Linked DNA regions of Homo sapiens: all the other regions are linked to region 1. A link is a contact called in ENCODE Hi-C or POLR2A ChIA-PET data. All regions are on one chromosome and are shown on one strand. Each heading gives the region's core, a stretch centred on a gene start or an enhancer-like site at or near the end of the contact. The rest is flanking DNA. Distances are from core to core; before and after follow the strand shown. Region 1 holds the start of ARFGEF2 (ARF guanine nucleotide exchange factor 2). Region 2 overlaps ZMYND8 (zinc finger MYND-type containing 8). Region 3 has its middle 36 kb from the start of PTPN1. Region 4 holds the start of PARD6B (par-6 family cell polarity regulator beta).

Region 1 (5,300 bases), core at 1,299-3,798:
GGATTACAGGCGTGAGCCACCGCACCTGGCCCCAAATTTCTCTTCTTAAATGGGACTACTGGACACAAGACTGGGCCTTGAGAGACAGAGAGAAATATCACCAGGCATTCTGCTATGTGTTCTACTCTAAGTAAAAGCAGTCATTTCTATTTAACAGCAATGACACACAATTATTCTCTTAAAAAAGATGGTCACTTAACAATATGCATACGTTCCCTTATGACAGTTCCTATTATGCCATTGGCACAACCCCAATTTGTGATTCATATAACCTGTAGTCAAATTACTTCCTATCTAGGCCATTTTTTACAATTCACTACTAAAAACTGAAAACATGCATTCCACTACTTGTGTTAGGAAAACTTGAACTTCTGAACAAAGATACGATCCGAAAATATCTATTAAATTCTCAGCGTTAATGGCCCTTCATGACCCAGATGAAAATTTTATAAGTAGGTTCCAATAATATGATGCACACTTTGGTGAAAATTTTATGTTAAGAAGTTTTCTGAAGAAAAAATAAAAACTCTTCTGCCAAATAACTATTCTGAAACCTCCACAACAATATCGAGAAGATAGAGTCCAGGCAGATTTCAACGTGGAGTTATAAATACCAGGCTCTTGCCTAACAAACTGCTTTGCAGTGCTTATCCCACATTGCTGATAAAATACCCAACAGCCTTGGTTATTGGAAGAGAAAAGCTTTAAAAATCTACATCTCAGTAAATTCCTTCCACTGATCCTGAATTTCACGGACTAGCAACTGTTTCCAGATTATCTAGACTACCACCTCTGCATCAATAGTTGGCCCCTGAGGGAGTCTCAGGGCCCTCTGAAAATCTGATGAAAGCCAGGGACCTTCTTTCCAGGGAAGTGCAAAGTTCACCAGCCTATTTCTAAATGCCAAAAGAACACTACTCTATACTTTGTAGCAAATGAAAGGAGAAAGGTGATAACAATCTCAAACTATGTGACTAAAAATCAAACTTTCCATTTGCTCATTTTGTTAGGAAAAACAGGCCTTTACAGATTCCAAACCAAAGACGTTGGGGCAGTGAATTAGCTTGAAAACAGCTCTGGTCAAATGCATGGATTCTCCCACCAAGAACTCTCTTCTGAAACTCCATATGGTGGATAGTTCTTGCCTTTCAGTATTCAGCTCAAGTGTCACCCTCTTGGAAAAGATTACTTTCCTGACCACCTGATTACTTTTCCTCTTGGAAAAGATTACTTTCCTGACCATGGAAAGCAGTCCTCAAGCCCTCTTTATCACATCTTGCTGTTTTATTTTCAAAATAGTATTTATCAGTATTCCAAAATACCTCACCTATTTTCTTAATTAATTATTTTGTCTCCTCTATTCGAGTATAAGCTCCATAGGGGTAAGGACCATGTCCGTCTTGTTCCCCACTGAATTCTCAGTACCTGGTATGCAGTGGGCACTTGATAAATATTTGTTAAATGATTAAAACTGAAAGATAGGATAGTGATTTTGCTATCAATTATCAAGCCTTTAACTATTAGTTAGAATTCTCCCTCTTTCCATAATCTGAGGGTCCATTCAATCAGCAAATATTTATCGAGCACCTACTGTGCGCCAGGCACTGTTGCAAGCGCAAGGGATACAGCAATGAATAAGTCAGACAAGTATCTTCGCGCTGAAGACCTTGTATTTTAGTGGACTGCTAGGAATAAGCAGATGTCTTGCTCACTACAATGCCTGGGAGATCCAGAACACCTTCTACAATCCTTCCTTGAGGGAAAGAGCTATGGGAGATCCCCAAACCAAAGGAAAACATTCTCCAACGGGCACTTCCAAAACAAGAATCAGGGGTTTCCCTAAACCAGTTGGACGGCTCTTCCTACATGCTCTGTTCACCTAGGGGAACCCCAATCAGCAGAGCTCAGGTAACGAAAAAACTTGGGGCAAGGGCTACTGTTTCTAGGACTTGGAGGTGGTGAGGGGAGGAACCAGGAAACAGGGCGACAAGGAATCGTGGCAAAAGCCCTGAGCTGGAACCCTGAGGAACAAGCTCTGGTTGTCACCAACTTGCTAGGTGACCTTGGGCCAGTCCCGAGCTGCCCGGGCAACACTTCCTCCGGGGGTATAATGAGGAGGAGGCCGGAAGGGTGGAATTCGGGATCGGGGGGAAGCGGAGGCCAGGAGGCCGGGCCAAGGCCGAGTAGGATAGGGCAACGGCCGACGTGCTGAGGCCAGCGCGGGGCAGGGCGGGAGCGGCTCACCCACCGAGCGCCACCTGGCAGGCCCTGCGCAGCTGGGAGTGCTGGGGCCGCTTCACCTCCTTGTCGGCTAGGATCTTCTCCAGGGCCCGGGACACGAACATGCTCTTGGTCTGGCTCTCCTGCATGGCCCCGGCCCGGCGGGGGCTGACGGCCCCGCGGGCGGGCGGCGTGAGCGAGATGGCGAGCTAGGCTGCGGGCCCGGCGTCCCGGCCGGCACCGGCCGCGTCCGTCCGCGCCGCCCCGTCAGGAAGCGACACCTCGGCCCCACGGCGCCGCCATGTTGGAGCGCGTCACGTGACCACGTGACTGGCGAGGCCGCTACGGCCGCCTAGCGTCCGTCGGCCCCGTGACCCCCAGCGGGGCGGAGCCTAAGGCTGGGGGCGGAGCGGAGTCAGGTGGGCGAGAGACAGAAGGCGAGGGTGGAGGGTGGAAGAAGAGAAGGTGGGGAGGGGAGTGGGCATGGGCGAAGGGTATAGGGGACGCGGGGGCTAAAGAAAGGCGAAAGCGGGGAGAGGTGGTGATGGAGATGAGAGGAGAGAAGCGCAAGGTAACGGGAGGTGAAGGGGAGCACGAGAATGGAGATGACGTGGGTAAGAGAGGAGATGAGGAAAGGAAGGGGAACGAGAGGATTGGCAAAAAAGAACGGTGACAAGGAGAGATGATAAAGGGGCAGGAGGAGAAGGCGAGTAGGAAAGAAAAGAGGTGAGGGAGCGAGGACTGGAAGCTGGTGAATGAATGAGAAGTGATCGGGAGTAAGGGGCGTCAGGAGGAAGGAGGAAGGGCGATGAGAAGGCGGCGGCGGAGGGGAAGGGGGGAGGCCCGGCGCGGCGGCTCACGCCTCTAATCCCAGCGCTTCCGGAGGCCAAGGCGGGAGCATCGCTTGAGCCCAGGAGTTCGAGACCAGCCTGGGCAACATAGGGAGACCCTTTCTCTACAAAATAAAAAGTAAAACAGCCGGGCCTGGTGGCGCTGCTTGTGGTCCCAGCTACTGGGGAGGCTGAGGTGGGAGGATCGCTTGAGCCTCGGAGGTTGAGGCCGCAGTGAGCTGTGATGGCACCACTGCACTCCAGCCTGGGCCACAGAAGGAGACCCTGTCTCAAAAAACAAACAAACAAAAAGGAGGTGAGTTAGTTATGGAGGAGATGAGGTGGTGTGGGAAGAGGTGAGAGGGAGGCACAGAGGTAAAAGAAAAAGGAGAAAGACAGGAGGGAGAGGGGAAGTGAAAAGGAAAGAGAGGTAGAAATGAGAGGAGGGGAAAGAGTAGGAGAAAGGGTGAAGGGAGAGGAGGTAGGAAGGGGAGCTGTCAGGAAGAACAGAAAAGAAAGAAAAAGATGAGAGTAACAAGTTAGGAAAACAGGAAAGAGATGGAAAAAGGAATGGTGTAGGAAGGAGGTGAAGGGGAAGGAGGTGAGGAAGAGTGGAAAGAACATGCTGGGAGAATAGGAAATGGAAGGGGTGGAGGGAGAGGGGAGGTGAAAGGAAGACAGAGAGGGAGAGAGAGAAGGTGTGTTTATGTCTATTCTCCACAAGCAGGGTTTCACCACAGCCACTGGCAAGATACACACATCCATATGACCCTCCTGTCACAGCAGCAGTGACCTTGCAGTTCAGTGAACTTCTGTTTATTGAGTGTCGCAGCTGTGCATAGTATACCAGGAAGCACTGACCTCTCTCTGTAGTTTATCCTGTTATAAACCTGTGAACCCTCACAGTGCAGTGAACTGGACCTGGGCTTTGGGAGTCAGGGGAAGAAACCCAGATGGCCAGTGTCACACAGCCTGCAAATGAGTGCTGGGGGACAGATACTCTGGCCCCAAGGCAGCTTCCACTCCATTCCACAATGATGCTATCACAGCAACCATTAGTGGTGTCCCCTGGGCCCCTTCCCCCAAGGGCAGCCATGGGCTTATGCAAAGACAGTTGTCTTCCTTGGAAACCTCAGAGGCACAGACATCCCAGGCAGGCATGCTCCAGTGCTCGGGTCTTAGCTCAGACGTCTCTGGGAAGCCTTCCCTGACCTGTCTCAAGTAGCCCCCTCTCTCCCTAGCTGATGTTTTCCACAGCACTTTCTGAGCTTTTGTACGTGTTGACTATTTGTTGTCTCACTAAAGCACGGTTGCAGAGGGGCAGGCCATATCCCCAGGGCCCGGTCTACAGTCACGTTGAATATTTCATGGCCTTAAATTCTGCAAGTTCCACTGCTTGTAATGCGATTTCGCAGTCACTCCCAGCAAGAGGTAGAGTTTGTTTCTCCACCAGCCTGAACCTAGACTAGCCTTGTGGCTGGTCTTGACCAATAGAATGTGACAGAAAAGAGGCTGCACAAGTCCCAGAGCATCAACAGCCCTGGCTCACTTCTTCCTTTACTGCCTGGGAATGCTGAATGACACTCAGAAGCAGCCCTGGGCAGGTCAGTGGCTCATGCCTGTAATTCCAACACTGGGAGGCTGAAGTAGGAGGATCACTTGAGCCCAGGAGTTCGAGACCAGCCTGGGCAACATATCAAGACCCTGATGCTACAAAAAATTTAAAAAATTATCCAGGAATAGTGATGCCTGCCTGTAGTCCCAGCTACTTGGAGGGCTGAGGTGGGAAGATTGCTTGAGCCCAGGAGGTGGAGGCTGTAGTGAGCCGTGACTGCCCCTCTGCCCTCCAGCCTGGGAGACAGAGCAAGACTCTGTCTCAAACAACAACAACAATAATAACAACAAAATGGTAGCAGCCCCAGAAGAAAGAGCACGTGGATAGGGAGCCCAGTCATTGCAGCTCTCCCAGCCGACCCACCAGCTGAATACAGCAGCACAAGTGACTAGTGAGACCAGCAGAAAAACTGCCCAGCTGAGCCACAGAATAGCAGAAAACAAAAAATCATTACTTTATGCCACTACATTCTGGGGTCTTGCTTGTTACACAGCAATAGATCACTGAGACACACCTCAATCCTTATGTGTTGAATGAATGAATGAATGAATGAAATTCTCTAGAGTACAGTGCAGTCTGCTGAGTAACATGTTTTGATCCCACCCCACTCCCCCCAACACACACACACAGCAAGG
Region 2 (4,778 bases), core at 204-2,703, 1.6 Mb after region 1:
ACTGTTTGGAAATTGGGAGGTGAATGTGCTTTCTGGGGACTGCCTTTGAGAGAACGGTGTCATCAGTGAATGACACGACTTTCCACCTTTTCCCAGTTCCTGAAACTGTTTGTTGGACCTTCTCTGTCCCTATACTTCCATCTGCAGTTTAGGGGAAAAAAGGCAAAATGAGAGTGTGCTCTTAAATCATAGACCCTAAATTAGGGAGTCCTCTTGCTACAGGGCTGAGGATGAGGCCCTCCTGGTACAAGGCCATGTGGTACAGAGATTAGAAGCTGGCCCTCGGAGTCCCACTGCCTGGGTTGAAATCCCAGTACTGCTCTGGCCCTCGGAGCCTCACTGCCTGGGTTCAAATCCCAGCACTGCTCCTTGGTAGCTTTGTGATCTCAGGCAGGTGACTTAGTGGGGACTACAGGAAATGCATTTTGAACATTGCCTAGAATATCACATATAATAAAAGAAACTCTTAGCTTTCTTTCTTTTTTTTTTTTTTTGAGAGCGAGTCTTGCTCTGTCACCCAGGCTGGAGTGCAGTGGTGCGATCTTGGCTCACCACAACCTCCACCTCCCTGGTTCAAGCAATTTTCCTGCCTCAGCCTCCCAAGTAGCTGGGATTACAGGCGCACACCACCACTCCTGGCTAATTTTTTTGTATTTTTAGTAGAGATGGGGTTTCACCATGTTGGCCAGACTGGTTTTGAACTCCTGACCTCAGGCAATCTGCCTGCCTCGGCCTCCCAAAGTGCTGGGATTATGGGTGTGAGCCACCACACCTGGCCGAAACTCTTAGCTCTTCATACTCTTGGCTCAGGAAAGCTATGAGCCTGTGTTATCTTGAATTAAGATGCCCCTTAAATCAAAAGACATCCAGGAAGTGCTGAGCTCCAGGATGATTTCTGGTGGATCACAGGCTTGGGAAGGATCTCCTCATATGCTTGGTTCCTTTTTTTTTTTTTTTTGAGACAAAGTCTCGTTCTGTTGCCCAGGCTGGAGTACAATGGCATGATCTCGGCTTACTGCAACCTCCGCCTCCTGGGTTCAAGCAATTTTCCTGCCTCAGCCTCCTGAGTAGCTGGGATTATAGGTGCTCACCATCACATTCAGCTAATTTTTGTATTTTTAGTAGAGACGGGGTTTCACCATGTTGGTCAGGCTGGTCTCGAACTCCTGACCTTGTGATCTGCCCACCTTGGCCTCCCAAAGTGCTGGGATTACAGGCGTGAGCCACCGTGCCCGGCCTCATGCCTGGTTCTTAATACCCAGTAGACCTTCCCATATTGTTACAATTTCAGCAAAATGTCACAAGGAGAGGAAAATTCTGCTGCTTTCCGCTCCATGCCAAGCTGTTTTCCTGAGTCACTGCTCTGTCCTCTCCATAAGGCTGCATTCCTCCCTCACCCACGTTAACTCATTCAGAACCACTCATTTTTGGGGGATGGGTGAGAGGCAGAGGGTTGTGAGTGAGCCAGCCGGGCGGGGTCACAGGTCCTACTCCCTCAGAAAAGGCAGCAGAAAAGTCTTTCAGATCCAGGGTGAACCAGTGGTTCAGTCGACAGTGGCTGTTTGTCATTGTTCAAAGTTTATAGATGAAATGCACTGGGCAATACATCCTTGTCAGAATTAAATCATTAAAGAAGAAAAAATTGACTCAGCTTTCTGGAAAGGGTCCTTATGGAGCCTGGGTACCACGGCTACAGTCAGGTGTACACCCACCAGTCCATCATCACCAGAGGCCCAGCCCCCACTGGAGTGGGGGGCATTTAAGTAATAATGCCCCCCTGCTGTCTCATCCCTCCGAAGGATACCGAATCCAGCAGGCATTTCCTAATTCTTCTCCCTACAACCCTTCATTGAAATCTCCTGCTGTTGACTGATGTGTCTGTTGTTTGGAACCTATCAAATTTCGACCCCTTGGATACAGTCACTGAACTCTCATCAACTCCAGGGGGAATTGGTGTTTGTAACAGCAAACAGAATTGGGGTTTTTATGTTTTGCTGAAACTAGAAGGTTTGGAATACTCTCAGGTGTGGGCATGCTTGGGCTAGGACCCACCTCCCCCTACCTCTTGCTGAGCAGAACCTCAGTTTCCCCCTTTGTTTCCTGGTGGGCTTGGGTGATAGTCCCTTGCCAACTCTAAATCGCTTACAAGTATATTACTGTCTAGTGATTTTTTTTCCCACTTTCTCATTAAATTAAGTAATGTTGAAGAGGGACTTTTAACATCCTCTGGGGGCCCTGAAGTTTTTAATCATTGGAGCTGAGGACACCTTTGCAAAGGTGAAGGAAGCTATGACTCCATGTCCCTAGAAATTGCACTCCTGTATACAGTGATGGCCTGTTCAAGGGTCCCTGGAGCACTGTCTGGTCTTTAAACAAGAACTTCTAGTCTAGTCCCTTTCTCCCGGCTCTTCCCATTTTGCAGGTGAGGCCCTGAGGCCCTGAGAGGTGGAGACTTGCCTGGGGTTGTTTCCTGTTTAGCCTCATTCTCCAGCCTGACTCCCTTGCTTAGCTTCTATCCTGAGTCCTGAACCAACCCCTCAAATAATGTCTGGAAGTAGAGGCCATTGGCTCTGGCTCGCCAGTGTGGAACAGGATTGTGTAGAGTTGAGAACTCAGACCCCATCTCCTAAACACATACACATACCCTAGCGTTCCTCAAACTAGTGTACCTCCCAGTCTTCGGGAGGACTTATTAAAACAGATTGCTGGGCCCTACCCCAGAGTTTCTGATTCTGTAGATCTGGGGTGGGGCCTGATAATTTGCATTCTTTTTGTTTTGTTTTGTTTTTAAAGATGGAGTCTCTCTCTTTCGCCCAGGCTGGAGTGCAGTGGTGCAATCTTGGCTCACTGCAACCTCTGCCTCCTGGCGCCAAGTGATTCTCCCGCTTCAGCCTCCCTAGTAGTTGGGACTACTGGAGCGTACCACCACACCTGGCTGATTTTTGTATTTTTAGTAGAGACAGGATTTTACCATCTTGGCCAGTCTGGTCTCGAACTCCTGACCTCAAGCGATCTGCTAACCTCAGCCTCCCAAGGTGCTGGGATTACAGGCGTGAGCCACCGCACCTGGCCAATTTTCTTTATTTTCGTAACGTCATCCAGTCACATGATAAATAAGTACACAAGGGTATAGAGTGGAAAATAATCCTTCCCTGGACTCCCCTTCCCTGGACTCCCTGCAGGCACCCCTCCCAAGGCAACCAGTAGTCCCCAAGTCGAGCTTTGTTGTACTTTTGTGTTCATCCAGGAATATTCTAGGTTTATGCAAACATTGATGTGTATATTAAATCTTTTTTTGGGAGGAATATTGGTCCATTAATGGTGCTAGATACACTTTATTTATTATTAATTTTTTTGAGACGGAGTCTTGCTCTGTTGCCCAGGCTGGAGTGCAGTCGTGCGATCTCAGCTCACTGCAACCCCTGCCTCCTGGGCTCAATCGATTCTCCTGCCTCAGCCTCCCAAGTAGCTGGGACTATAGGCACGTGCCACCACACCCAGCTAGTTTTTTGTATTTTTAGTAGAGATGAGGTTTCACCATGTTGGCCAGTCTGGTCTCGAACTCCTGACCTCAGATGATTCGCTTGCCTCGGCCTCCCAAAGTGCTGAGATTACAGGTGTGAGCCACCGTCCCCAGCCTAATTATTATTATTATTATTTTTTTGAGATGGAGTCTCACCCCTCTGTTGCCCAGGTTGGAGTGCAGTGGTGCGATCTTGGCTCACTGCAAGCTCCGCCTCCCAGGTTCACGCCATTCTCCTGCCTCAGCCTCCCGAGTAGCTGGGACTACAGGCGCCCGCCACCACGCCCGGCTAATTTTTTGTATTTTTGGTAGAGACGGGGTTTCACCATGTTAGCCAGGATGGTCTCGATCTCCTGACTTTGTAATCCGCCCGCCTTGGCCTCCCAAAGTGCTGGGATTACAGGCGTGAGCCACTGCGCCCGGCCTCCAGCCTAATTTTTATATTTTTTGTAGATGCGGGGTTTCACCATGTTGCCCAGGTGTTTTTAGATCTTTTTAAAGAACTTAAAAATTTTTATAATTAAATTTTTTTTTTTTTTTTTCAGAGACAGTGTCTCTCCTTTTCACCCAGGCTCCGACGTGATCATAGTTCACAATACCCTCAAACTCCTGGGCTCAAGCAATCCTTCCCCCTCGGCCTCTCAAAGTGCTGGGATTACAGGTGTGAACACTGTGTCCGGCCATGTGACTGTAATGTATTCTTAGAGCAGTCCTCTGTTTGCAGACGTTTGTTTCAAGTGCTTTGGGTACAGCCCACAGTGCTGCAGTGCAGTCATCTTGCCTTTGCTCCTTTTCCACTATGTTTGTAGAATGTGTTTCTAGAGGAGATTGTTGGGTCAAAGGCCAAGTGGAGAAAAAGTTTTCAGGAACAGTGGCGAGAGTCGGGTGAGGACCCATGTGGGAGGGAGGGGAGGTTTCTCTGGGGGAATGTGCTCACCCCGGGCTGCACCTCTCTCTCTTTTTTTTTTTTTTTTTTGAGACGGAGTCTCGCTCTGTCGCCCAGACTGGAGTGCAGCGGTGTGATCTCGGCTCACAGCAACCTCTGACTCCAGGGTTCAAGTGATTATCCTGCCCCAGCCTCCCAAGTAGCTGGGATTATGGGTGTGCGCTACCATGCCTAGCTAATTTTTGTGTTTTTAGTACAAAAGTACGGGGTTTCACCATGTTGGCTAGGCTGACCTCTTTGTCTCTTTCGTGAGTTTTCCCACTAACTAGCTGCTGTGTGCCTTTGGTCCAGCGCTTTGGGCTCTCTGGG
Region 3 (5,518 bases), core at 345-2,844, 1.6 Mb before region 1:
AACCATGTCTGAAAATCTGCATTCCAAAGAACAGATATGGCAATTCTATGATGTTTTCGGGGATCCCATTTCCTTCCATCTTTAGCATAGAACCTCCCTCCTCAAGGTCACAGAATGGCTGCTCAAACTCCAGCCATCATGTTTATATTCTAGGAAGATTGGCAAGACACCAAAGGGCTTTCTTGGAAACCCCAACATCAACTTCCACTTATCATGCATTGGCCATTCAATCGGGCACTACTGACATTTTGGACTGCATAATTCTTTGTTGTGGGAGGGAGACCTGGGGATTGGAGGGCTGTCTAGCAGTACCCTGACCTCTACCCACCCACCAGATATCAGTAGAGCACTCCCTGCCTCCCTCCCTGCCCCTGTTGTGGTAACCAAAACTGTCTTCCAAGACTTTGCCAGATGTCCTCTGGGGGACAAAATCACCTCTGACTGAGAAACACTGGGCAATTCTTAGCTTCAAGAGAAACTGGGAAATGTTATTTCAAAATTCATTGCCAATAGTGTAGGAGTTTCTATAAGTAAGAAAGAAGTAGAGGTTGGACATATGGATGGCAAATAACAGTCTTGCCCCAAGAGAACTCATTCAGTTTCCTTTTAATTCTACTTAAACAAAAACAGTGACCCAAGAGTGATGATGAACAGTGTCAGGCTATAATAGGGAAGGGTGGGGACTGTGGCACACTGAGAGCCAAGGACCCATCTAAAGGAGGTACAGGATTTTTGTGAGCAGCATTTTACCCATAAGATACAAGTTTGCAACATTTAGTCTATACAATTTCAAAACATGTACTATGGAAAATTTCAAACATCATCTAGAAAAATAGAGTCATATAACTAACTCTCCAGTATCCACCTTCAGCAATTATCCACATTCATTTTGTCAATTTCATCGTAAGCCTTTTGTCACTTCACCAGTAGTTGATACTAAGTTGTTCTTTTTTTTTTTTTTTCTGAAACCACCATGCTATTAGCACACCTTCCAAAATTAACAATGACATCTTACTATGAACCAGGTGATTTTTTTTTCTTTTTTTCAGACAGAGTCTTGTTCTGTGGCCCAGGCTGGAGTGCAGTGGCACAATCTTAGCTCACTGCAATCTCTGCCTCCCGGGTTCAAGCAATTCTCCTGCCTCAGCCTCCCGAGTATCTGGGATTACAGGCATGCGCCAGCACACCCAGCTAATTTTTGTATTTTTAGTAGAGATGGGATTTTGCCATGTTGGCCAGGCTAGTCTTGAACTCCTGACCTCAAGTGATCTGCCTGCCTCGGCCTCCCAAAGTGCTGGGATTACAGGTGTGAGCCACCATCCGTGGCCTATTTTTATTTTTTTTAGAGAGGGTCTCACTATGTTGCCCAGGCTGATTTCGAACTTCTAGGCTCAAGCAATCCTCCTGCCTCGGCCTCCTAAAGTGCTAGGATTACAGGCGTGAGCCACCACGCCCGGCCGTCGATCACTTCTTCAAGGATGTGGCACATGCCTTGAATTTAGACCTGCTAGCACTTCAAGCTGGGCGGGAACTAGGGACTGCCGGGTTCCCACCCACCTCCTGCCATCTCCCTTGTGCTGACTCATTTTTGACCCTGAACTTGTTCATTCACCCAGGCCTTTGCTTTCTTTTGTGCAAAACAAGGAGAACAATTCCAACTCGCCTCCCGACAATGAGGCAGGAGCAGTGTAATTGAAGGACTGCACATGCCCTGTGCACGTATTAAAGTACTTAATAATTACTGCAAAAATAGCAGCAGTGATGAGGTGATTATAAGCCCCAGCAGAAGCCCCGCATAAACAAAGAGGTCCAGAAAGGGCTCTCATGTTCTTAATGTTCTGACTCTAGACAATCTAAGACCCACAGCCCACAGCCCTCCTGGCCCTGAATCCTTACATTTGCCTTCTATTAATACAGGAAGACGTTTTTGGTGGCCTGACAAGAGAAAAGGTTCAAAGTCCAAATTCCCCATTTGTGCCATTAAGGGAGAAAGATATTTTGCAGCTTGGTTCCTAAATTAGAAGATGATTCCCAAATCATCTTCTAATTAAATGTCTCTCTTTATCTCTGCACCTTTTATATTGCTGCTGACACAGCTTTGGAGCCGGGTGGTGCTCAGGGTCAAGGGGAGGCGGGGTGATACATTCCTTTTTTTTTTTTTTTTTTTTTAGCTCACTGCAAACTTCACTTCCTGGGTTCAAGTGATTCTACTGCCTCAGCCTCCCCAGCAGCCGGGATTACAGGCATGCACCACCTTGCCTGGCTAATTTTTGTATTTTTAGTAGAGACGGGGTTTCACCATGTTGGCCAGGCTTGTCTTGAACTCCCGGCCTCAGGTGATCCACCCGCCTTGGCCTCCCAAAGTGCTGGGATTATAGGCATGAGCCACCGTGCCCGGCCAGATGATACATTCTTTAGGTGCACGCTTGGAGATGCCCAAACAGGCCTCTGGCTCCTGCCATGCCCTGCAGAGGACACTCTTAAAATATCCAGGGGACAGATGCTATTTTTGAGGTGCAGCTTAAAGGCTGCCTTGTGGCCCCTACATAATCTGCTGCCACTCTGAGCTTGCTTCAAAATAGATCTTGCCTTGCCTTTTGTGCTTCCAGGAAACTTGGTTTCTCAGTTTTTACTTTCATCACGAGTTAGATTTGCTGATTCTACAAGTCCATATAAATGGCATTAGACAGCCGAGCACGGTGGCTCACGCCTGTAATCCCAGCACTTTGGGAAGCTGAGGTGGGCGGATCACGAGGTCAGGAGATCGAGACCATCCTGGCCAACACAGTGAAACCCTGTCTCTACTAAAAATACAAAAAATTAGCTGGGCGTGGTGGCACGTGCCTGTAGCCCCAGCTACTTGGGAGGCTGAGGCAGGAGAATTGCTTGAACCTGGGAGGCAGAGGTTGCAGTGAGCCGACATCGCGCCACTGCACTCCAGCCTGGGCAACAGAACAAGACTTCATCTCAATAAATAAATAAATAAAATGAATAAATGGCATTAGACAATATGTACTCCTTGGTGTCTGGCTTCTGTTGCGCAACAGAATGTCTGTGAGATTCATTTGTGTGGGCTGTATCAGTAGTTTGTTCATTTTCATTCTTTTAATATATGTGTGTATATATATACATATGCACACTAAAATAATGTATACTAATAATATATTTAGACTATTTTAGTAGACTTCCCAGATTATAGATTAAATAATATATTTGTATATTTGTAATATATTTGTATGTATACATACATATATACACATACATATATATATATAGTAAACATTTATCCATTTATCCATTCTGCTGTGGATAGTAAACATTTATCCATTCTGCTGTTGAACACTTGGGCCACTTCCAGTTTTGAGTTATTATGAATAAAGCTGCTATGAACATTTTTATTTTATTTATTTTATTTTATTTTATTTTATTTTATTTATTTTATTTTTGAGACAGAGTCTTGCTCTGTTGCCCAGGCTGGAGTGCAGTGGCACGATCTCGGCTCACTGCAGCCTCTGTCTCCCGGGTTCAAGCAATTCTTCTGCCTCAGCCTCCCTAGTAGCTGGGATTACAGGCATACACCACTACGCCCAGCTAATTTTTGTATTTTTACTAGAGACAGTTTCATCACATTGCCCAGGCTGGTCTCAAACTCCTGGCCTCAAGTGATCTGCCCACCTCAGCCTCCCAAAGTGCTGGGATTACAGGTGTGAGCCATCGTGCCTGGCGTTTTATTTTTTATTTTTATGCCCTGCCCTTTTCCCACTCCCCACCCTCACCATGACCCTAGGCGGGGTTGGGGAAGTGGAGAGAGAGGGGGAAGTTGCCACTCAGATGTTTATTGACTTCTCAACCTTAACACACCCCACCCTGGGGTACCCAAGCGAAATCTGGGCCCCTTTCTCTAGCCTTCCCAGCCCAGTAGCCTCCATAGCCACCCATGTGGCCACGTAAGCCAGAATTCAGCCTTGAGTCTTCCTTGAGTCTGCTCTGTTACCCCTCCTGGGCCACATCCAACTCATCCATTGCAATTTCAAACTGTCTTCAATCTGCCTGCTCGTTTTCACCACTGCCACCTCTCAGGTGCAGCCACCCGCTCCCTGTCCCTCCCTCAGGGAACTGTCCAGCCTGCTAATCAGTCTCCTGACTTGCGTCTTGCCTTCCTCCAGTAGTTTCTCCAAATGGCAGCAAGATGCTTTTAAAATGGAAATCAGATCATCTTCTTTTGAATGTCTTCCCACTGCATTTGGACTCAAGACCAGACTCCTAAGTGGTGATCTACAAGGCTCAGCAGCCTCAGGCCACCACTTGTCACATGTCATCCTTCCCAGGCACACTCTTAGTTCCTGAAATACACCAACCTCTTTTTCAGCTTGGGGCCTTTTGCATATGCTGTTCCTTCCCACAATCAGTTATTAGTCCATTGCATATCTTTCTAAGATGGTTTATGCATGTACAAGCAAATGTGAATATATATTCTGTTCCTCCCCATTCCCTTAAAATGTTATGCGTCCATGCTGTGTGTGAATAAATCTGTAGGATGAACTCCTAAAAGCAGAATTGCCTTGGTAACAGCTATGGTCATTTTAAACTTAATGAATAATGCCAAAGTCCTCTTCATGTGGAGTCGCATCAGTTTGCGTGTGCTCATTTTCTGACACCCTTACCAACACAGTGGATTGTCAATTTGAGACTTTGGTTAAACCAGTGCAATGGTGGGGGCGGGGTGGTGGTAGGAAATGGTATCTCATTTCTCTTTTTATACATGCAATTGAGCTTTTTTTTTTTTAGTCGGAGTTTCACTCTTGTTGCCCAGGCAGGAGTGCAATGGTGTGACCTTGGCTCACTGGAACCTCCGCCTCCCGGGTTCAAGCGACTCTCCTGCCTCAGCCTCCCAAGTAGCTGGGATTACAAGCATGCACCACTACACCTGGCTAATTTTGTATTTTTAGTAGAGACAGGGCTTCTCTATGTTGGTCAGGCTGGTCTTGAACTCCCAACCTCGGGTGATCCGCCCTCCTCGGCCTCCCAAAGTGCTGGCGTGAGCCACTGTGCCTGGCCAAAACTGAGCATCTTTTGGTATGCTTAAGAGCCATTTGCTTTTTCCTCTTTTTGATCTTTTTTTGACCATTTTCCCACTGATTTGTTGGTCTTTTCTTTTCTTTTGAGACAGGATCTCGCTCTGATGCCCAGGCTGGAGTGCAGTGGCATGATCATGGCTCACTGCAGCCTCAACTTCTTGGGCTCAAGTGATTCTCCCACCTCAGCCTCCCCAGTACCTGGGACTATAGGCATGCATCACCATGCCTGGCCAATTTTTGTATTTTTTGTAGAGATGGGGTTTTGCCATTTTGCCAGGCTATTCTCGAACTCCTGGGCTCAAGCAATCCACCCACCTAGGCCTCCCAAAGTGCTCGGATTACAGGTGTGAGCTACCGCGCCTGACCTAAAACATTTGTTAATTTGCCCTTCTTCTCTCACCCTCTAAGATGTTAGCTCCTTGAGGGCAGGGACCACACAC
Region 4 (5,582 bases), core at 2,471-4,970, 1.8 Mb before region 1:
CAAAGAAAAGTCACATACTAGCTGGTACCACAAATTGAACTATAGGTATATTTACATTCTCCATTCTTTTATCATTACTATTTTTCCCTTCCACGTGTGAAGATAATAATGTTGACACTACTGCTTTATTGCATTTTTTTATTTTTTTGAGACAGAGTCTCCCTCTGTCACCCAGGCTCTGAAGTGCAGTGGCGCAATCTCGGCTCACTGCAACCTCCGCCTCCCAGGTTCAAGCAATTCTCCTGCATCAGCCTCCGGAGTAGCTGGGATTACAGGCATATGCCATCACGCCCCACTAATTTTTATATTTTTAGTAGATACAGGGTTTCACCGTGTTGGCCAGGCTGGTCTTGAACTCCTGACCTCAGGTGATCCGCCCACCTTGCCCTCCCAAAGTGCTAGGATTACAGGTGTGAGCCACCATGCCTGGCCAACATTACTGTTTATATGAAGAAAAAGAGATCCTAAAAATGGACCGGAACCCAGTGTGGTGGCTAATGCCTATAATCCAAACACTTTGGGAGGCCTAGGTGGGAATATCACTTGAGCTCAGGAGTTAGAGACCAACATGACCAACATGGCAAAACCCTGTCTCTAAAAAGATAAAAAAAAATTGAAAATAGTAAGAGAAAAATGGACCAGCTAGGTGCAGTGGCTCACGCCTGTAGTCCCAGTACTTTGAGAGGTAGAGACGGGCGGATCACTAGAGCTCAGGTGTTCAAGATCAGACTGGGCAACATGGAGAGACCCCATCTCTACAAAATAAATAAATAAATAAATAAATAAATAAGCTGGGTGTAGTGGTGCACGCCTGTAGTCTTGCTACTCAGGAGGCTGAAATCGGAGAATCGCTTGAGCTCAGGAGGTTGAGGCTGCAGTGAGCCGTGATCGTGCCATTGTACTCCAGCCCGGGTGACAGAGCAAGATCCTGTCTCAAAAAAAAAAGGACCGGCACACTACCTAGTTTTGGTTATAAACTCTTAGCAATCAGTTTTGTAAAAAGCTGTGGTATCACTAAAGCAATGTCAAAGAAAATACTGTTTCAAAAACCCTTCCAAATATTTTTTAAATGGTTAAGGTGACAAATGTTTCAATCTACTGAAAATAAATGTATCAGCAATATATATTTGAAACATATAAGGTGTCATAGACATACTAGAAACACTCACTACCTATATCTTGCCTATTTGTCAACAGCTAGAATAGTGGGACCGACTTCATTCAGCACATGTTCCTAGAATCAGTGTATGATTCTATTTAAAAGACACAGTTAGCTGAAAGTGCAGTATGGCAGTTCAAATATACAACATGTAGTTTAGACAGAAGTAAGTGAAAGATTCACAAATCAGTTGACAAGAGAAAGGCAAAAAGCCTGAAATTCCAGTTTTAAAGCACTCAAGGTTTCTTAGTACTAGAGATAAATTACTATTTGATTGTATTTATCAGTATACTTAGAATTCCTACTCATTTTTTTCTGTGGAAAAAAATTAAAGACTTGCTACCAAGATTAGGGCTATAAACTTAAAATTTTAAGATTATGCAATATCACAAGTGTTTTTCTTTCCATAACCTCAACTCCCACAAATCCAAACTAAACTTATAACAAAAATGCCATAAGAAGGTTCAACCACTGGGCATGGAACCTCTACTGCCACCATACCGCTAAAGGAAAAGTTCTGCTATGTATTTTGGGTCATCTTAACGCTATAGCTCAAGCAAGTCACTTCAATTTGCTATGCTGTGCACAGAGGACACATGGACATGCACATTCCTTAAATTGCTGTAACTACACGTCTTTTCTTACTAATTCTGAAACTAGTGCCAATCCTCATGTAAGTGCCAAGCCGTTTTTGTTTTTGTTTTGTTTTGTTTTTTGAGATGGAGTTTTGCTCTTGTTGCCCAGGCTGGAGTGCAATGGTGCAAACTTGGCTCACTGCAACCTCCACCTCCCGGATTCAAGCGATTCTCCTGCCTCAGCCTCTCAAGTAGCTGGGATTACAGGCATGTGCCACCACGGCCGGCTAAAAATTTTTTGTATTTTTAGTAGAGATGGGGTTTCATCATGTTGGCCAGGCTGGTCTGGCACTCCTGACCTCAGGTGATCCACCCGCCTCGGCCTCCCAAAGTGCTGGGGTTACAGGCGTGAGCCACCGCGCCCAGACTCAAATCACATTTTTTAATGATGTTACAAACGAATGTCGATTTTCTCGATGTGATTCTCAGTTACAGAAACTTACAGAACTTTGCTTATCAACCCTAGACAATAAAACTATTCTACCTAGAGGCTCTAGGAAGCTTTCCTTACTCCACTGTACCTCACTCAAATCACTCCTTGATTTTACATACTCCTTAGTAGTCTTACCATCTATGATGCTCCATTACTTTTTTTTTTTGAAATTGATATACTTTCAATTTTCTCCTTTTCTGTGTTTTGGCCTTCTCAATTCTATTTTAAATGTTCTCAGGGCCCAGCCAGTGTCCTGTTTTGTATTCTGCAATGTCTAGAAGTTATTAAAAAGGCATGAAGGCTTTGCAAAAAAACAGCTTGAGGAAGTCATAACCTTTCTAAGCCTCAGTCTTCTCAGAGAATTGGGCTAGATTATCTAAGCTCCTTTTAACTCTTCAACTCAAGAAACGCTTGCTGAAAGTGTTCCCTTGGCTGCCGATCACCTTCAAATTCCAGCTCAAAACCCCCTTTGGAAGGCATTCCCTAACTAATCCCTCCCTACAGACTACCCTGCTCACTGAGCCTTGAGATTTAGAAATTCAGTGAATACCGAAGTAATTATCAGCAGATTGGCATACCGTTGGTCAAGGGGAAAAGCACTTGATGTGAGTAGGTAGCAGGATGGAATGAAAAGAGCATCTAGAGTCAAACTGTAAAGTGCTACTCCAACGTAAGGTGATAGTACTAATTTTACAGATTAAATGCATACCAAAGTTAGTGCTAGAAAGAGCGCCAGCAGGAAGCAAAGCGAACTTTTAAAGGGCTGTTTAGTTCACTGGGCTCTCTCCTTCGCCACTCGATGCGCCCCTTAACCACAGAAAGTGGGAACAACGGGGTGGTCCAGGGCCCTTTACTCACAGCCCAGCAGGCAGGATTCTCCTACACCTTTTGAGCAGCCTCGCATTTCACTCAGTGTGCGCCATCCTTGGATATACCTTGGCCCCTACTCCCGTCCGTGAACACGGGAATGAGATTTACGGAATGAGATTAAATGCTGGACTAGGTCTTCTTCCTGCCCGGGCCAGGGGCGGACACTAGCGCCCCCTGACCCCCGCCACCCCCTCCTCGGCAAGTTTATTACCCACAGTCTCCCGACCGCACCGTCCAGACCCCGGGGCAGCTCAGCCCGTCGCCTCCCCCGGCGCTCCGAGCCTGGCCCGGCCTCTCCCAGGCCCCGGCCCCCCAGGCCCGCCGCTCCGCCCAGCCCGGGCCCCGCGCACCTTGCTCTTCACCTCCATAGTGCCCAGGCAGCCGCTGCCCGCCCCGTGCCGGTGGCTGCGGTTCATGCTGAACGCCGAGCCCCGCGACGGCCTCCTCCGGCCGGGCGGCCCCTCAGGAGCGCGGGGAGCGAGTGCGCGACTGGGGATCTCGGAAAGCGGTTGCGGCCCGGGCGCCTCCTCACAGGCACCTGCAGAGGGGGCGGCCGCAGCTCCGGCGTCCGCGCTGAGCTCCACTCCACCAGCTGCTCACACGGCGGGACCGAGGGTCGGACTGGTGGCGCGGCAGGCGGGGAAGCAGCTCCCTCCCTCCGGGCCCCGGCGGCGACGGCGACAGCGCTGGAGGAGAGGAGGGGGCGGAGCGGAGGCCACAAGCGCCGCAACCTCTCCCTCTGCCGCCTCCCCCGCGAGCCCGCGCGCGCGCACCCGAGCGGACCACAGCCGCGGCGCGTGCGCGCGCTCACCTGCAGCCCCCGAAGATGCCGCAATCCCTCGCGTTCCGCCCACACCCAATAGAAAGCGCGCACCTGCGCCCGCGGCGCCAACCAATCGATACACGCCTCGCGCGGTGCGTGGGCGGGCTGCCTCCTCAAAACCCCGCCTACCACCGCACGATTGGTCCTGCGCTACGAGGGAGGGGCGGGATCACCTGAAGCCATGGCCCTCCGCCCCGCTTCAGGCCGGAGAGCCAGAAGGCGCATGCGCGGGTGCTGGAGTTTCCGCCCCGGGAAGGCACGCGGGGAGGCCGGCCGGAAGCGCGAGCGCACCTGAAGAAGGGCTCGGCTGGGTGGGCCTTTTGCGCACGCGCGAGCGCGCGCCTGGTTGCCCGGCTCCGCCGGGGCTCGCGCCGCTTAGCGCGCGCCAGTCACACGCACGGTCCAGGGGATTGGATGCGCCGCCCGTCCGGTTGCCGAGGCGCTGCGGGGCTATTCGGTTCCAGCCGGGCCCCCTTCCCGCTTCCACTTTGGGATGCTGCAGCCCCCAACGACGCCCCTCCACCGCCCCTTATCGTTGCTTAGGCGTCCCGCTGCAACTCTTGGTTGCAAAATTCAAGTTTTCCCGCCTCTGCAGCGGTTGCTGGGGGAGAAGCTTAGGGCTCTCTTGGCTTCATTTTGTCCGAAGAGACTCTGCACGCCTTAAGTCCGTCAGGTCGAGAGGGAAGGAAAGTGGGCTGAGGCGCGGGAAGGCTCCTTGCAGGCCCAGCCTCCCTGAGGATTTCTAGTCCAGTCTTTCAGGGCTTTTTTTTTTTTTCTTTAAAAGTCTTCCTTTTCCCTCCTCCCGCCATTCCTTGGCCATTCGCTGTTTCTACAAATGACAGCCTCTAGGTTGTGTTCGTTTCCCGGAGTGACCAAGCTGTGTCCCAGAGCAACAAAACGCTGAATCCTCCTCTCTGAACGTCCCAGAGCCCGGCCTCTCTTCACACAGACCCTGTGGGTCATGGGGAGGAGAGGAGAAGACTGAAGCTTTTGGCTGGAGGAGATTCCCAGGTCCCAAGGTCTCCCTGTGGGACCCGGGAATCCAAGAGCTGTTGAAACCTGCAAGCCAGGAAGGGGGCAGGGGAATGGAGGTGGAGGGGAAGGTCCAACCTGAGATTTGGCAAGAAGAGTGGTTAGGGTACCTTCCTCCCCTCATCTCCCTGCCCACCTCGGAGGCCTCCTAACACTTGTACCCCTGTTGCCCAGCACTTGTTACAAGTTACAGGTTTCCCATTTTTGTGTGCATCTGAGTTTTGTGAGTAATCTGCCACCAGCCTAGAATGAAAGCTCCCGAAGGCGCAGGGACGGCTTGTGCTTTGCTGGCATTGAGTGGCACAGAACCCGACTCCCAGCGGGTACTCAGATGGGTCTTTGCTGGGTGCTGCCACTGAGGGTGTCCCTTCTGCAGGCTCTTTGCCCCACTTGGGTTCAAAGGCGAGAAGCTCATTTTTTTCCCTCTGGAGGATTCAGGTAACCAGACGTTTTGTGGGAGGATTTAAGGTTTTTCTGGCCACCTGTGGCAGCACAGGTGGAAAGGACACCAATCCAAGCTGTATAATAAATAAGCAAGCTGCCTCCACCCCCTGTTTGAAAGCACATAGGAGGTGACTCAAGTTCAGCCGGAAATAAAGTGCATGTCAGGGCCTGTAACTCCCCTGTTTG

The links. A loop is a pair of places that touch in the nucleus more often than their neighbours do. ChIA-PET counts read pairs that join two places held with the same protein, here RNA polymerase II (POLR2A). Pooled maps may share reads with other maps.
Region 2: a loop to region 1 is called in a map of endothelial cell of umbilical vein, with 5 times the contacts of the local background. The contact joins the enhancer-like site here to the promoter of ARFGEF2 in region 1. A Hi-C loop is called at or near these places in 1 of 168 maps with a recorded cell type or tissue (endothelial cell of umbilical vein) and 1 of 50 pooled maps. POLR2A ChIA-PET finds 5 or more read pairs at or near these places in 2 of 52 experiments (T-cell and activated CD8-positive, alpha-beta T cell).
Region 3: a map of posterior vena cava shows a loop between it and region 1 (16-fold over the local background). The contact joins the enhancer-like site here to the promoter of ARFGEF2 in region 1. A Hi-C loop is called at or near these places in 1 of 168 maps with a recorded cell type or tissue (posterior vena cava). POLR2A ChIA-PET finds 5 or more read pairs at or near these places in 1 of 52 experiments (CD4-positive, alpha-beta T cell).
Region 4: a pooled map shows a loop between it and region 1 (10-fold over the local background). The contact joins the promoter of PARD6B here to the promoter of ARFGEF2 in region 1. A Hi-C loop is called at or near these places in 5 of 50 pooled maps.

The regions. Positions count from the first base shown.
Region 1 is chr20:48,918,959-48,924,258 of GRCh38, reverse strand. ARFGEF2 (ARF guanine nucleotide exchange factor 2) reads right to left here and starts at 2,548. Exons shown (of 39, transcript NM_006420.3): 1 at 2,249-2,548. The coding sequence starts at 2,369. RefSeq lists an enhancer at 1,838-1,917 and silencers at 2,288-2,337, 2,378-2,477, 2,708-2,787.
Region 2 is chr20:47,312,511-47,317,288 of GRCh38, reverse strand. All of the region lies in intron 2 of ZMYND8 (zinc finger MYND-type containing 8), which reads left to right. Among named protein-coding and RNA genes, the nearest start is that of ZMYND8, 42 kb to the left of the region's middle. RefSeq lists enhancers at 1-549, 1-802. Within about 2 kb of position 1,453, at least 15 of the 41 ENCODE cell types and tissues checked have a DNase peak (open chromatin) inside an H3K27ac peak, as active enhancers do; they include endothelial cell of umbilical vein, where a contact is called at or near this core.
Region 3 is chr20:50,472,072-50,477,589 of GRCh38, reverse strand. No RefSeq gene overlaps it. Among named protein-coding and RNA genes, the nearest start is that of PTPN1, 36 kb to the left of the region's middle. Within about 2 kb of position 1,594, at least 7 of the 41 ENCODE cell types and tissues checked have a DNase peak (open chromatin) inside an H3K27ac peak, as active enhancers do.
Region 4 is chr20:50,729,718-50,735,299 of GRCh38, reverse strand. PARD6B (par-6 family cell polarity regulator beta) reads right to left here and starts at 3,720. Exons shown (of 3, transcript NM_032521.3): 1 at 3,448-3,720. The coding sequence starts at 3,513. RefSeq lists silencers at 3,278-4,067, 4,168-4,377 and enhancers at 4,568-4,617, 5,570-5,582.